Regions from separate parts of the Homo sapiens genome. Here region 2 is linked to region 1. Evidence: chromatin loops called from intact Hi-C (ENCODE). Cell type or tissue: CD4-positive, alpha-beta T cell. All regions are shown on one strand.

Region 1 (8,000 bases):
TGGCGCAATCTCGGCTCACTGCAACCTCCACCTCCCGGGTTCACGCCATTCTCCTGCCTCAGCCTCCCGAGTAGCTGGGATTACGGGCGCCCGCCACCACGCCCGGCTAATTTTTTGTATTTTTAGTAGAGACAGGGTTTCACCGTGTTAGCCAGGATGGTCTCGATCTCCTGACCTTGTGATCCACCCACCTCGGCCTCCCAAAGTGCTGGGATTACAGGCGTGAGCCACTGCGCCCGGCCACATTCAGTTCTTATCAAAGAAATAACCCAGACTTAATCTTGAATGATACGATTATGCCCAATATTAAGTAAAAAATATAAGAAAAGGTTATCTTAAATAGATCTTAGGCAAAATACCAGCTGATGAAGGCATCTGATGCCTTCATCTGTTCAGTCATCTCCAAAAACAGTAAAAATAACCACTTTTTGTTGGGCAATATGAAATTTTTAAAGGAGTAGAATACCAAATGATAGAAACAGACTGCCTGAATTGAGAATTTTGATTTCTTAAAGTGTGTTTCTTTCTAAATTGCTGTTCCTTAATTTGATTAATTTAATTCATGTATTATGATTAAATCTGAGGCAGATGAGCTTACAAGTATTGAAATAATTACTAATTAATCACAAATGTGAAGTTATGCATGATGTAAAAAATACAAACATTCTAATTAAAGGCTTTGCAACACATGCCTTGTCTGTTTTTATTTAGACTCCTATAGTGTCTCTGAAGAAAAGAATACAGATATTTGAAAAAATATGATTTGGTGCTCTTAATATCTCTTATATCGTCACTTACCTCACTTAAATAGTCAGATATTGCTGGAGAAAAATTCACAAGCATGCTGACAGGTCTCACTTTAAATTCATAACCATAAATCTCAAATGAGCCCTCAAGTCTGCCTGACCATTTTAGTTACTTCTCTACAATCCTTCCATTTTTATGTCCCTAGTCTCCAAAATGACTGTTACTATTTTACTTTTCCTCTTCTCTCTTCAAAGCCTCAAGACACACATTCAGCCTCCTCCTCTGCCCCCTTATCCTCCACCCTCCTCTGCTCTCAGCAGATAACCTGGCCTCATATTACACTTCTAAAACAAAAGCAACTTCATACCAAGCTTTCCCTTCTACATCCCAAAGCAGCAGTCATACCTTCCCACAGGCCCATCCTTCCTTCCTTCCCTCCTATTATCAGGATGAAGAGCCTCTGCTCCTGCCAACAGCACTGACTCCACATGCAGTTTCCCTCCCATCCCTCTCACTACTCCAAGTCAGGCTGTTTCCTGCATCCCTAGTTTGTCCCTTTTAGCTGGATCACCTCCATCATTCTACAGTCTGCCCTAGTAACCTTCCATCTTACAACAAATACTCCACTGACCCTACATAATCCTCCAACTGCAACTCCATTCTCTGCTCCCTTTACAGCAAGACTTCTGGGGAAGTATGTCTGTACTTACCAACTCCATGACCTCACCTCCCAGTGTCTTTTCAACCCTCTCTAATCTGGCTTCTATCCTCACCCAGCTGAAACTGCTCCTCCAGGATTTCTCCCATGATTCCTCAGTGCTAATTCCAGTGATCATCTTGTTCATCTCAGCAGCATTTGACAAAGTGAACCGCTTCATACTTTTAGCAGTTTTTTAATCCCTTGGCTTTTCCTTATTTACATCCTACCTCACTGACTGTTCTTTCTCAGTCCTTCTTGCTCACTCTTTCTCTGCTATTTAATTTCTAAATGTGAGAGTGCCTCAGGGCTCAAGTCTATAATAATTTTATATACTACATATTTTACTTATTTGTCTCTTCTCACCAAAATATAACTTCCAAAATGACAGAGGTTTTTCCACTTTTTAAAAAAACATTGAAATAAACTCAATCTTTTAAAAAATATAAAAGTACTGTACAAAGATCTTTTATTTTTCAGAACTGTTTTGAGAGTAAATAGCCAACATGATACCCAATGGCCCTGATTACATCAGTGTGTAATTCCTATAAAGACATTCTCCTGCATAAAACCTCAAAACAATTATCCAAATTAGGAAATTAACACTGATACATTACTACCACCTAGTCATCAGATTCCACTCAATTTCATCGATTGTCCCAATAAGACCTTCATAACAAAAGCATCTAATTCAGAATCATATTGTATTTGGTTGTCATGTTTTTTAAGTCTCTTTGAATCTGGATTATTTCCTCAGTTGTTTCTTTCTGGACTTTTTATGACCTTGCCACTTTTGAAGACCACAGACTAGTTATGTTATAGAATGTACCTAAGGTTTTTCTGGTGTTCTCTCGATTCCATTAAGTTATGCATCTTTGGTAGGAATACCACAGAAGTGATGTTCTCACTGCATCCTTTCAGGTGGCATTCAGTTTTTGCAGTTTTGATTTGCCCCATTATTGATGATGTTCACTTGGATCACTTGATTAAGGTGAGGCCTGCAAGCCATCTTCACTGTAAAGTATTTGGGGAGGAGGTGCCTTGAGACTACTGCTCATCAAATTTTCAGTTTGTTTGTTTATTTATTTAGAGGCAGGATTTCACTCTGTCGCCTAGGCTGGAGTGCAGTGGCGCGATCTCAGCTCACTGCAACCTCTGCCTCCCAGGCTTATGCAATCCTCCCGCGTCAGCCTCCTGAGTAGCTGGGACTACTCGCACGCGTTACCATGCCTGGCTAATTTTTGTATTTTTAGTAGAGATGGGGTTTTGCCATGTTGCCCAGGCTTGTCTGGAACTCCTGAGCTCAAGCAATCTGCCTGCCTTGGCCTCCCAGGTGCTGGATTACAGGTGTGAACCACCGTGCCTGGTCATGCATTTATTTATTATATCAGTATGGACCCATGGCTTCTATTTTATTCAAATCATAAGGAGTTATAGTCCATTACTATTATTTATTTTGATGTTCACACTGTCCTCGATTTGGCCAGTGAGCCCCTGCAAGTTGTCTTCTGTGCCATTTCGACATATTTCCATCATTCTTCAAGCACTTTCTTGTTTTCTGGCACAAGATATTCTAAGGCTCACCTTGTTCCTTCCTTGCTTCCAAAAATGGAAAAGGCATTTCTCCAAGGAGCCCTGATTCCTCAAAGTGCATAATAGTATTAAAAAAACAGGATCTGGGCACTAGGGTATCACTGTTTCCAGGCCCTATCAGTGAACAGAGCTGGAAGATATATGTATTTACACTATATTTATCTCTATATCTATCTATTTATATTGAAAATCATGAATCCACACCAATATCTCCAATTCTAATCTCACACCACAGGATTCACTCTAGTTTTCTTCTTTCGCATGTTTTAACTCTCTTCTCTGACAGTAAGTAACTTAGCATCCATTATACTCATTATCCTTAAAATGTATCCTTAGTACATTTACGTATTTGATGGGTTTGCCTGTATGTAACCAATTCCCCAACTCTGCCCAAGTGCTCTCCACTCAGGCTCTGACATCCCTCAGTGGGTTGCTTCCTTCCCCAACACCTGGACACCCTCCTTACCATGATACATCTCTGATTTTATAATATGCTGAACCACTGTCCTGATAGGAAGAATAGAAATTTTTCACTCATTCCACTTCTGTATTCTAAACACCTAGAAGAGTGACTGGAACATGGTACATGCTCAATCAATATCAGTTGATCGAATAAATCTCTTGCTGATTATTTAGTATGTTCCCTCCAAACTGAACATTCTAAGCTTTTTGTTTTTGAGACGGAGTCTCGCTCTGTCACCCAGGCTGGACTGCAGTGGCGCGATCTCAGCTCACTGCAACGTCCGCCTCCTGGGTTCAAGCGATTCTCCTGCCTCAGCCTCCCGAGTAGTTGGGACTACAGGTACTCGCCACCACGCCTAGCTCATTTTTGTATTTTTAGTAGAGAGGGGGTTTCACCATGTCAGGAGATCGATCTCCTGACCTCGTAATCCGCCCGCCTTGGCCTCCCAAAGTGCTGGGATTACAGGCGCGAGCCACCGCGCCCAGCCTTTTTTTTTTTTTTTTTTTTTTTTTAATTAACTCTTCAAGGCCACATGATTCCAGTACAACCGCTTGCGGGGTTCCAAGCCACTTCTTGGCTATGTAAATGCAGCACATAGACTAGCCATGTGAGGGCAGCAGAGGGCCACTACATAGGTGCAACCTTTGGCTTCAAAATTCTTGGACCATTCTGACGTGATTAAACTAAAAACGAATGAGTTTATGCATATCGAGATACCCTGAGGTGTACAAAGGATGAGTCAAGGTAGCGGAGAGAGAGTTGAAGAGTGACAGCTGAGAAACAGAGATAGGACATGTCCAAGAAGTGCCAGGATAACCCAACAACACAGGCTGATTGAGGAAACTGCCAGAGATTAGACAAAGTAGACTGAAGAGGGAAAGCAATGTTTGTTGGAGATTTTGCTTTAGTTTTTGATAAATATTTCTTAGTCATACCAATTGTTTTAAATATAATTACGCCCCCAAACCAAATTTCTACTCTTATTCTGGCAACAGAATAAAAATCAATATCAATGTTTGATCATTTTCAAAGAAACTCAGTTCCTATCTTGGTTGAAATGCAGTGACATCCATATGACAATTGAGCTCTTCATGTGGCACTAATATAACTAAGCCCTGAGCACATCCCTTGCACTTCTATTTAGTGAAGTCTTTTAAAAAGTATTTTCTTTACAGTTGTTAAGTGGAATTACTAAAAATTACAATCAGCAGTATTTTCTACTCTTTTAGCTTATTTTTTAAAATATTTATCTCCATGCTTTTCAATATTACACCTATATTGCTTCTTCTTGATTTTTCCATTTTAAGATACTGACTTCCTACTATGGAAGTTAAAGATTAAGCTCTATTTCCTCCTCCTCCATCCCCATCAAGCATAGTACCCTTCTCCAAAGCCCATCCTTCTAAATGTAATTCTTTTTTTGAGGGGGAGGGGGGATCAATACTCAGTTTTTTTTTGTTTTGTTTTTTTTTTTTTTTTGAGACGGAGTCTTGCTCTGTCACCCAGGCTGGAGTGCAGTGGTGCGATCTCGGCTCAAGGCAAGCTCCGCCTCCCGGGTTCACGCCATTCTTCTGCCTCAGCCTCCCAAGCAGCTGGGACTACAGGCGCCCACCACCACGCTCGGCTAATTTTTTTGTATTTTTAGTAGAGACGGGTTTTCACCGTGTTAGCCAGGATGGTCTCGATCTCCTGACCTCGTGATCCGCCCACCTTGGCCTCCCAAAGTGCTGGGATTACAGGCGTGAGCCACCGCGCCCGGCCAATACTCAGTATTTATGTAACAATAAATACAATTACTTTCCTTTCTTGCACAAGATTTTGTTTTCCCTAGAATTAATAGCTGCATAATTCTTACAGCCGCTTAGTTTTCTGTGTACCTGTCATGAGTTAAACTCCAAACTCTCGGTCAAATCTCCTCTTGATTCAACGCCAGCTGGAATTTTGTCAATCCCATCCTTCTGAAGCAGTGTCTCCCAAAGATTTCTGACCGAATCTAATCTAGATGCGTTGCCGTCTATGCCTATACACAGCTATTGTTCCCGGAGCTCTTTCAGTATCATCTTGGGATCTTACTATTTTCTGTGTTTGTTATTTATTGTATTTCCTGCATTTCATAATTTCCTCCTTCTTGGCTTATTCCCTCATTTTGGTGGATCAGATCTACAGGATCTTCCTGGAGGTACTGAGAAAGGTAAGATAGGTACTATTTTTTGTGTGTAGTGATTTAGCACATCTGAAACTCTATTCTATTCACACACTAGATTGGTAGTTGGATGAGTATTGAAGACTAAATCGGAAGTAATTTTCCCTCAGAGTTTTGAAGACAGTGCCGTATGGCTTCCTAGATTCTAACTGAGCAATCTGAAGCCACTCTGATTCTATAGTCTGTATAACCTGGAAGGGTGTGGGATCTCTTTTTCCTCGATGTTCAGAAAATTCACAATGATATGCCTTGACGTGGATGCTTTAATATTTGTGCTGGGTGCTTAGTAGGATCTTTCAGTGTGGAAACTCATCTCCTTAACATCTGGACAACTTTTTGAAGTCATTTATTATTTCCTGCCTTTCATTTTTTTTTTGGTTTGGAACTCCTGCACTGGTCCTGTGATGTGACTGCAGCCGCCAGGCGCGTGCGCAGTGTACACTGCGTGCGCATACGCGAGCCCGTTGCGCCTGCGCGCGGTGCGGCCGTCGCCCCTCTTTTCGCGGCGTTCTCCACCTGCGCGGGCCTGAATGGCCTTCAGGAGCACAGTCGGCCTGAGGAGTTGACGGTTACTCACCGCCGTGAGCCCAAGTAACTCGCCCTCCTTCGGCTAGAAACCCTCCGCCTGGGCCCGCGCGACAGGAGCGCGGTCTCTGAGGGGAGCGGCGACCCCGCCAGCCCCGGTCTCTTTCCCTGGCGGCGGCGGCTTCTTCCGTGGGACAATATGTTCAAGAGAATGGCCGAATTTGGGCCTGACTCCGGCGGGAGAGTAAAGGTCAGTGCCCGGACCGCCCCTCTTCCGGGGTGGCTCTCCCGCCTCGGTTCCTCCCTGCGCGGCGCGGGGAGGGCCCACTGGGTTTCCTTTCGCGCCTTTTCTCCTCGGGTTTGAACCGTGGTTTCAGGTTGGAGAGCGAGTCAGAGCCATTGAGCGAAAAACCGGCGTTCATTGGGCCCCAACTTCCTCGCGTCACTGCCAACTCCCACCCCCGCCAAAAAACAAACAGATAAATGGTGGCTTGGGGAAACCCGGACGTGGCTGCCAAGGAAACGGGCGACTCCGAGGGCTGGGAAAGCTCAGCTTGGTGCACATTCGCTGCCAATCTAGGTTATTGGTGAAGCGGTGACGCCACCCTCCTGGTGTGAGGATAACAATAACTGTAGCAAACAGTCGCTGAGCGCTTACCCGCAGTATTTCCAAGTGCGGTAACTGAGACACCGAGGCATACGAAAGCTAAGAAAATTTGCTGGAGTTCATGGTGTTCACAAAGCCTCAAAGCAAGAGCATAACACTGTGCCTGGCACATGGGGAACATTCAGTAAATGTCAACTTCTTTTGTTTTTGATGAAATTACCATAGACCCTAGCGTAATGTTTGACATTGTAATATTTATTTCCCTCACACAGCCCCTGGCACGTTAATTTTTTTTTTTTTTTGAGACGAAGTGTCTGTCTTGTTGCCCAGGCTGGAGCGCAATGGCACGATCTCGGCTCACTGCAACCTCGGCCTCCCAAAGTGCTGGGATTACAGGCGTGAGCCACCGCGCCCAGCCGTGGTTCATTCTTTTTAAAGAAAAATTTCCTTTCCTTTATAAATAAAAATCAGAAGGGGTACAAATAGTTGTTTTTATCAGGAGCCAGTGGGTCCTGCCTTAAAAATTAACGTGCAGGGCCGGGCAAGGTGGCTCACGCCTGTAATCCCAGCACTTTGGAAGGCCGAGGAGGGTGGATCACCTGAGATCAGAAGTTCAAGACCAGGCTGGTCAACATGGTGAAACCCCGTCTCTACTAAATATACAAAAATTAGCCGGGCGTGGTGGCGGGCACCTGTAATCCCAGCTACTAGAGGGGCTGAGGCAGGAAAATCGCTTGAACCCGAGAGGCGGAAGTTGCAGTGAGCTGAGATCGTGCCACTGCACTCTAGCCTGGGCGACAGAGCAAGACAATGTTTCTTTAAAAAAAAAATAGCAATAATTAGTAGGTTTTAAAATACTTATGTGTGTGTGTGTGTGTGTGTGTGTGTGTTTTGTTTTGTTTTTTTTTGAGACGGAGTTTTGCTCTTGTTGCCCAGGCTGGAGTGCACTAGCGCAATCTCGGCTCTCCGCAACCTCCACCTCCTGGATTCAAGCGATTCTCCTGCCTCCAAGCGATTCTCCTGCCTCAGCCTCCTGAATAGCTGGAATTACAGGCATGCGCCACCATGCCCAGCTAATTTTGTATTTTTAGTAGAGACGGGGGCTTCTCCGTGTTGGTCAGGCTGGTCTCGAACTCCCGACCTCGGGTGATCTGCCCGCCTCGGC
Region 2 (8,000 bases), 1.2 Mb after region 1:
CTTGAACCAAGAATTATGATTAATACAATTTTGTGCATGTGAGGTTCTTTCTAATATATGAACGAAACCATTCTGTATATCTGTGGTCCCCTCCCCAACCAGTAAATAAATATATGCATGTTACTTAGGAACACTGTGGAATAAGGCAATTCTGTATTTAGAGCATGATATTAAGGAGATTTCATTTTTCCATTTGGGGCTGAATTTTAATTCAACAGTAGGCCACAGATTCATTACTATTTCACGGTAACTGGACATTATACATATTAATGAGGAGGAGCATTGAAAAGAGGCATGAACTCGGATCCAGGGTACTAAACTCTTGTCCTAATACTAGCATGTCCTCTGTATTTGGTATATATTAGGGGTTTCTGATCTGACCACATGCCAAGGCTGTGTCCAATTTTTCACCTCTACTTTTTCTCAAATCATGAAATGATCCAGAAATTTCAGTATTTTGGCATGGAAGCTCCATTTTCTCACACCTGCAAGTTGCATTAGCATCCTTTGTTGCCTTGTGTTTACTGATTAGTGTTTGGAATATAGCTCACCACAGATATGGAGCAAGGACAGATATGCTTTCTCCAAGATATTTACCTAAAACCAATTACAGTGTTGTTAGAATACAGTCATCACAGAGTTAAGGAGAGGAAATTATGAAGTGGCATTTTATGCATGGGCTAAGAAAGGTCAATGATCCAGGCAATTTGCTAAAGGCAAAGCAACTATTACAGGAAGAAAAACCTGGCTGAATATCACGTTAAGTCAATAAGGAGCTCTCCAGGTGGAACGGGGTAATTTGTGGAGACCTGCCTTGCTACACAGTGAGATGATGTGATACAGAATTAGAAATATTGGTATTTTCACCCAAAATGTAGAACAAGAGCATCAGAAATGGAAAAGGGCATTAAGATAATCAGCCAAAATCATCAAGAGAACAACTCAGACATGACCCTCCAGTTAAACTGATTTGTCAGGGGCAATGATTTGCCTCCATTAGTCGTGTACCAAGTCCAAGTTCATGCCGGTCAAGGAGTCAAGAGGATGCACTGAATAAAGAATCACTTTCTTGCATTTTAAAACAATCTCAGCAAAAGACTTGGCAATATTAAAGTCATACGGATAGGAAATCATCATGAATTGACATTGGTAGGAAGCAAGGGGTTGGTAGTTAGGTAACACATCCTTTAATTTCTGGTGATTTTTAGGCTCCAAGTTGATCAATATGAGACCCTGACATAAGACTGCTTTGTAAATAGAAATCTGCTTTTCAGATCTAAGTCATTATTGTGATTGTCAGTGTAATTGGGCTTCAAATTATTCAAGGGTAGGGATAATCTCTTTATATCCCTGACTAGTGCTCTCGGATACAGCATGATGGAATGGACAGCACTGGAGCTAGACTGAACTCCACTACCAGTCAGCCCTGCAACCCTGGAGAAGCCACACTCCTTCTCTGGGACTTCCTTTATATCCAAATGAGGAAACAGGATTAGATCATTCTAAGGACCCCTTCAATGTCAGCATCCTGTAACAATATAAATCAGAGGTTCTTAGCTTTTTGGAGGTCACAGAAACCATAAGAATCTGATAAAAGCCATGGACTGTTTCTTCTCAAAGAAATGCATATACCTTTCCTATCCCCAGCAACCTCATAAACAATTTCAGGGGTTACTACATTCCTAAAGTCTCCCATGAACCATGGACTCCCAGGTGGGACCCCTGATCTAAGTGATTTCTGATTATTCCTTTGCCAAGTATTTACTGAGTGCCTACTAAGCCCCAGGTCCTGCGCTAGGTAACAGGATAAGGACAATTGTCTCAGAACCTCATGGAAAAACTGACATTTTAAAATACAGAAATCAACCCATAGCTTAGTAGGAAACATTTGACAATGTATTGATGCCAACCTTAAGCAGAAATCTCAGGTATAAACCCCAGAAAGCATAAATATATTGGGAAAATGGTAGCTATTTAAATTTAATTCTTTCCAGCACATTGGACTGAACATTCATTTCCTTTGCTAAGATTTTTGCTCCCTAGTCCCAGAACCATAAAGGTTCACATTTTCACCTTGTGTGAAAAAGGATGAATAGTGGTTTTGACCAACAGACATTTCAGGATGGATTTTAGGATGGAGAGCTTTGTAGGCACTGGAGTCATTCAGAACTGGGTTTAAAACCAGGATCTGAAACACACTGGCTGTTTAACAAGGTAAACAGTTGGGCGAGTTACTTGACCTCCCTGAACCTTGGTTTCCTGATCTGTAAAATGGGAATAATAACAATGACTACCTCAATAAGGAGTTCATAAGGGTTAGTTATAGTTAAGATATATAAAGCCAGGCCCTAGCAACCAAAAAGTACTCCATAAACGGGAACACTTTTTTCACTATTTGAATATAATATAAATTCTAGTCACACAGGGTCTGCTCACATAAGGAGTTTCTTGGGTTAAAATACGAAGACTTCATAACAGTTTTGTGATCTCAAGGGCCTTTCATCCCATCATTACAGAATTGCTACAGCTCTGTGGTGCCCTGAGCCACATGTGAATTGGTTCTTACGGAGCCCTGAACCTTCATACAGCCTTACCTGTCCGCTCTTGGCTGAAGGAGTGATTTTCATACTTGCCACTCCTTGTAGTTATGGTCACGGTGTAGAGGCGGCCTGGGGTGAGGGAGCTGAAGGAACATTCTCTGACAGACTTGGCAATGACAAGGGACTGAACCACCTTGCCGTCATGAGACAATGTTACCTCATAGTTATCCACATCTCCGGGCGCCAGCAGCCAGGAAACGCTGAGGTAGTCATTACGACCGGAATTGTTCACCGTTACTCCACTCACACTGGAAGGGACTGTGATTTTGAAAGGTGGGGGGCGGGGGGGGGGGGGAAGGGGGATTCAAAAAGAAAGACACAGTCAAAAGTTTGAGTCGTCTATTGCAGTCAGCACAAACCGTGGACTCACTCAGGAGATCTAATCTGATTATATAAGAGGTCAAGGAAGCGTGAGGATTTCACTCAGCTTCCAGAAGCTGAGTGTTCTTACATCAGAAAACTAATCAAAATAAAAATGTCCGGAGGCCTTTGGGATGCCTCGTAAATACAAGGATGCCACTACTGCATTTTTATGGGGTTGCTGTTTGTAAAGCATTTCAAGTGGAGACATCCTTATACAATGTTTTAGAAGGTTCCCTGTAAGAAAGGGAACAAATATTTCAACAATCTAAATGAATCAACTTGAACCAAACTTACCAATAAAGCAAAAATGTTTGAGTGGAAAGGGGAAGAATACGATAGCTTTTCTAAAGACCTTAAACTGGGATAGCTTCAATTTTTTTGTGATGAAGTTATTCATTCCTGGGAAGTAATAGCTAACACAACCAGAGGGACCGTTTTCCCTTTGCAAGGCATTTCCTGCCCTCTAGTGGTAAGAAATAAGCCTAAAAACCTATCTTGGAAGTAAGAAGTCTGGAAGCTGGACCAACCAAGGGCAGAGAGAACTGTTATGGCGATAATGGGTTTTCTGATGTCAACTATAATCATTTGCTTATATGAATTGGGGATTAGTGTCACAAACGTTTACTGAGAACCTACTATTTGCCAGGTATACAAAAATGAAAAACGCATGAATGTCTTCAAGAAGTTCTCTGGTTGGAGGTATAGTCAGCAAATTAGTAATTGCAGTATTGAGTAAAAGTTGAACCACATATCAGAAATAGGTGCCCATTAAATAGTACTGCCATAAATGAATATAGGGTTAAAATATTACAGTATATATGAACTACACTACTGTTTTAATCATTAGTTGATTAACTTAACAGTTTCATATGATTGTCAATATCAGTACATCACTTATAATGGACAGGATTTGGCTAGATGACTTCTGAGAATCCTTCTAATGTAATATGTTCGGACTTTGTGAATTAAGCCCCAAAGCATACCTTATACTTAAAAGCACTTATCCATCACTAAAAATTATAAACTGCATTCTAGTGAACAACTCTGGTAATGTTGATCCACATATATGGACATTTCCTAGATATAAAGTTGAACTTTTTAGCCAGAAGATTTATATATTGGTACATCTCTTCCTTCCTTTTCTTTCCTTCTTTTCTTCCTTTTTGCTTTCTTTCCTTCCTTTCTTCTGCCATCCAACCATCTATACATCCTTTAGTTGCTCTCAAAAGCAACTCATTATGCTTGTTTTTAAAAACTGCTGGAAATATTTGCAACTACTAACATTTTATTAGAAAAGACACAATTATCAAAAGTTTTCACAGAAATATGATTCACATGTTTAAGAAAAAATAGATACAAAATTTGTTTTTGCTTTAGGATGAGCATTTTCCCAGATTAGAATTAGATTTGTTAAGTATATCTAATATCTTTAATTTTAAATATTCTGCCATCTTATCTGGGCTGGGAGGGTTTATTTATATGTTTCAACTCAGTGGAAACAGGTGAAATATAAGAATACCTTTCAAAATTATTTCAATATTGACTAATGTTTCAGCAATTTGAGGAGATGATAAGGATTATCAAGGCCTTACCCACTGAATTCTTTACAATTGACTGTGTACAAAATTTACTAAAAGAGGCACCTTTCAAAATCCCTATTATTGTGCTTTACAGGAGTCTCCCATTTTCCCCTTTATCGTGATAATGTGCACTCTTCATATGTTTGAGTAAAATAACTCGTGCTCAATTTATTCATATTTGATTCTCTCCTCAAAACTTTATGACCATTCTTCAAATAATTTCTTGTCCCTTTTTCCCTTTTTTGAATGCTTCTATTATATAATATGGGTCAAATACTTGTACCTTTATTCTAATTAAAATATAAATAAAAATATAAATTAAAAAATAAAAATAATTTTAAGTCCCACTTACTTAAAGTACACAGTTATTTCAAGAGATAGCACAGACTAGACTATTTTAGTAGCTCACAATAAGTTGGACAATCCTTGTGGTATATAAAATGAGAATCAACCTGTGTGGCAGAATATGGTTCCCCGACCATTTCCTTTTCCTCTTGACACACAGCTAGACTGCATTTCTCAGGCTCCCAGGCAGTCAGATGTAGCCATGTAACTGAGTTCTGGCCAGTGGAATGTGGGTGGAAGTGAAATGCCTACTCCCAAGTCTGATGAGTTGTACCCCTCCCCAACCTCCATTCTCTGGAGAAATGGGGAGAGCTCTGAGGACCTACAGCAAAGAAGAGCCACTGATAGTAGGAGACTGTATCCCAACCAATAGAGGCATCCAATCATGAACACCCACATTATACAGTGTCTAAGCATGAATTAAATCAGTCTAATGTGACTGATACAACTGCAAATCACTGGGAAATGAATGCAAGGTCGTCCTCCACTCCTCTCCTCAGCTTTATTATTTCTCCTTCCCTATTCTGACACCCAGGGTAGGAGTGAATTATTGTGTGTGGATTAAAACACAGAAGCTTAGGGAAATAAGTTAATGGCAGAGCTAGGACCAAAACCTAGGCCTCCTGATTTCCATGCTAAGCTTTTCAGCTACCTACCCCCAAGTATGCTACACCAATGGATGGTGCCAAGAACCATTAAAAGAAAGGAAAGAAAATATCAGGGAGAAAGATGCAGGTGACAGGCCGGGCGCAGTGGCTCACACCTGTGATCCCAGCCCTTTGGGAGGCCGAGGCAGGCAGATCACGAGGTCAGGAGATCGAGACCATCCTGGCCAACAAGCTGAAACCCTGTTTCTACTAAAAGTACAAAAATTAGCTGGGCGTGGTGGTGCGTGCCTGTAATCCCAGCTACTCGGGAGACTGAGACAGGAGAATCGCTTGAACCAGGGAGTCGGAGGTTGCAGTGAGCCAAGATCGTGCCACTGCACTCCAGCCTGGCGACAAAATGAGACTCCATCTCAAAAAAAAAAAAAAAAAAAAGAAACATGCAAGTGACAATGTCAGCTGTCATAGAATGAGGGAAATGGGCATACACCAGTGAATTTCTACCAAGACTATGAAACATCTTCTCAGTGACTTCATTGTTCTTCTGGGAGAGTTAATGAAGTTAATGTCCTCTGGGTTCATTAAGTAGATGAGATTCATGATTTTGGAAAGAGATGCATCTATGATGCCTGCAGCTGATAAACAGAATTTGAGTGTTGAGGATGCAGAAGGAGAAGCCTGAAATCCAACTTAAAATAATTATATAAAATTAAGTAGACAAGGTCCCACTAATAATTATCAAAGCTTCTATTGGGTTTATGTAATTTTTTTCTAAGAAATGAACATACATTTTATATATCATATATATTAATTTTTTATGTTCTTTCATTGTATTACATAGAAAATTCTATGTAATTTCTTCCTCGGTGCCATGGCTCCCTGACATACATGACCATAATGACACTTATTTGTTTACTTAGCTTTCTAACAGGGAGCTATTAAGGTCAAGAAAAATTGTTTAGATAGCATATTAAGCACTTGTTTAACGTTGCTTATGAAAATATATGAGACCTGAAAATTAGATCAACTCCACCTCTAACCATATTAATTGGAGATCATTTTCTTTTTATGTCTTGCAAACCAAGAATATATAAGAGTGAAAGATGCTTTCTTTGGGAGGTTTGTTTTGTTTTTTATCCATTATTGTTTACCTTAACTGGAACATAAACATTTCAAAGGAAATCAACTGAATAGGGGGATAAGTCTAGACATCGAGTGAGGAGTTCTTACATGTTCATTGGAGATGTTAAAATATTCAGCCAGGAGTGGTGGCTCACGCCTGTAATCCCAGAACTTTGGGAGGCCGAGGCGGGTGGATCACCTGAGGTCAGGAGTTCGAGAGCAGCCTGACCAACGTGGAGAAACCCTGTCTCTACTAAAAATACAAAGTTAGCAGGGCGTGGTGGCACACGCCTGTAATCCCAGCTACTCGGGAGACTGAGGCAGGAGAATTGCTGAACCCAGGAGGCGGAGGTTGCGGTGAGCCGAGATCACGCCATCGCACTCCAGCCTGAGCAACCAGAGCGAAATTCCGTCTCAAAAAAAAAAAAAAAAATCAGAATTTATTCTCTCTTGCCATCACCCATCGCCCAATTTCCATTCCATATACCTTCTGGATGGCTAGCTTTTGTGAAACTTAGCTTTTGTAAAGGCCAGGGATGAGTCTGATTTTAGGATATTTCTATAATATTCTGATTAGGGGTCTCATGTACTCAGATCTTAGTTAAGTCACAGACACATATCTCTACTTCTTACCTGTTCTTCCCTCCACAACCACTTGTCGGGAAGAGATCCCTCCACTCACTGTTGTTACCACCACGGAGTACAGGCTGCCGGACTTGAGAGAGTGGAAGCTGTATCTGCTGGTCTCACTGGAGATGCTTTCATTTTTAATGACCACATTTTCATGGATCAGTAAGACTTGGTAAAATTCTACGTCTCCTTGTGCCTGGGTCCAGTTAGTAAACAGACTACTGGTCATTCCTTGGTTGGCCACATGCAAGTCAGTCACTTGGGCAGGCACTAAAACAGTAGACAGAAGAAAAAACAAATGACACTTAGTCACCTTAAGAAAGTGTAAGAAAAATGAGTCAAAAAATGGAGACAGACTTGAAAGTACTAAAAATAATTTTTGTGTTGTTGCTATAGACTCTCAGTTCTATTTCCTGTGGCATATGGAGAACTACTCCTCTAGAGAGGCTCTAGTACTTTGAAAAAGCTGCTTATATAGGGAATCAAAATTATTTAAGATCCAAAGATGAGATGATGCATGCTTATTAAGTGGTTTTGATTTTAAATTTTAGATAATGAAGGCTGCTATTTTTGAAAACTGCTTAGTTAATGTGATTTTATCTGTCCTTACCCCATGAGAATTCAAAGCTATCTAATCTACCTGAGCCAATGATTGTTATGGGGTGGTATTGGGAATTCCCTTCAGTCTGTTGATTATGGTCTAGCAAACTGATTAGTTCTATACTGGCACATTCTTAAAGGGGCTGTTATTATAC

The links. Peaks named below come from ENCODE experiments on the same cell type or tissue, not always from the same donor. Only the 100,000 strongest peaks of a DNase experiment are listed, where the experiment ranks them.
Region 2: it touches region 1 in a loop (6-fold over the local background); 4 of 110 quality-filtered maps call a loop at or near these places.

Annotation. Positions count from the first base shown.
Region 1 is chr12:69,353,546-69,361,545 of GRCh38, forward strand. LYZ (lysozyme) reads left to right here. Exons shown (of 4, transcript NM_000239.3): 4 at 1-689. It overlaps YEATS4 (YEATS domain containing 4), which reads left to right and starts at 6,198. Exons shown (of 7, transcript NM_006530.4): 1 at 6,198-6,478. The coding sequence starts at 6,428. RefSeq lists enhancers at 5,942-6,545, 6,103-6,292, 6,546-7,147 and a silencer at 6,573-6,732. In CD4-positive, alpha-beta T cell, CTCF peaks have their summits at 4,111 and 4,311; DNase peaks (open chromatin) are centred at 4,116, 6,156 and 6,686; H3K4me3 peaks cover 1,570 bases; H3K27ac peaks cover 1,562 bases.
Region 2 is chr12:70,573,788-70,581,787 of GRCh38, forward strand. PTPRB (protein tyrosine phosphatase receptor type B) reads right to left here. Exons shown (of 34, transcript NM_001109754.4): 10 at 7,249-7,515; 11 at 2,595-2,858. Among named protein-coding and RNA genes, the nearest start is that of PTPRB, 60 kb to the right of the region's middle. In CD4-positive, alpha-beta T cell, CTCF peaks have their summits at 3,397 (motif pointing left) and 3,600; a DNase peak (open chromatin) is centred at 3,414.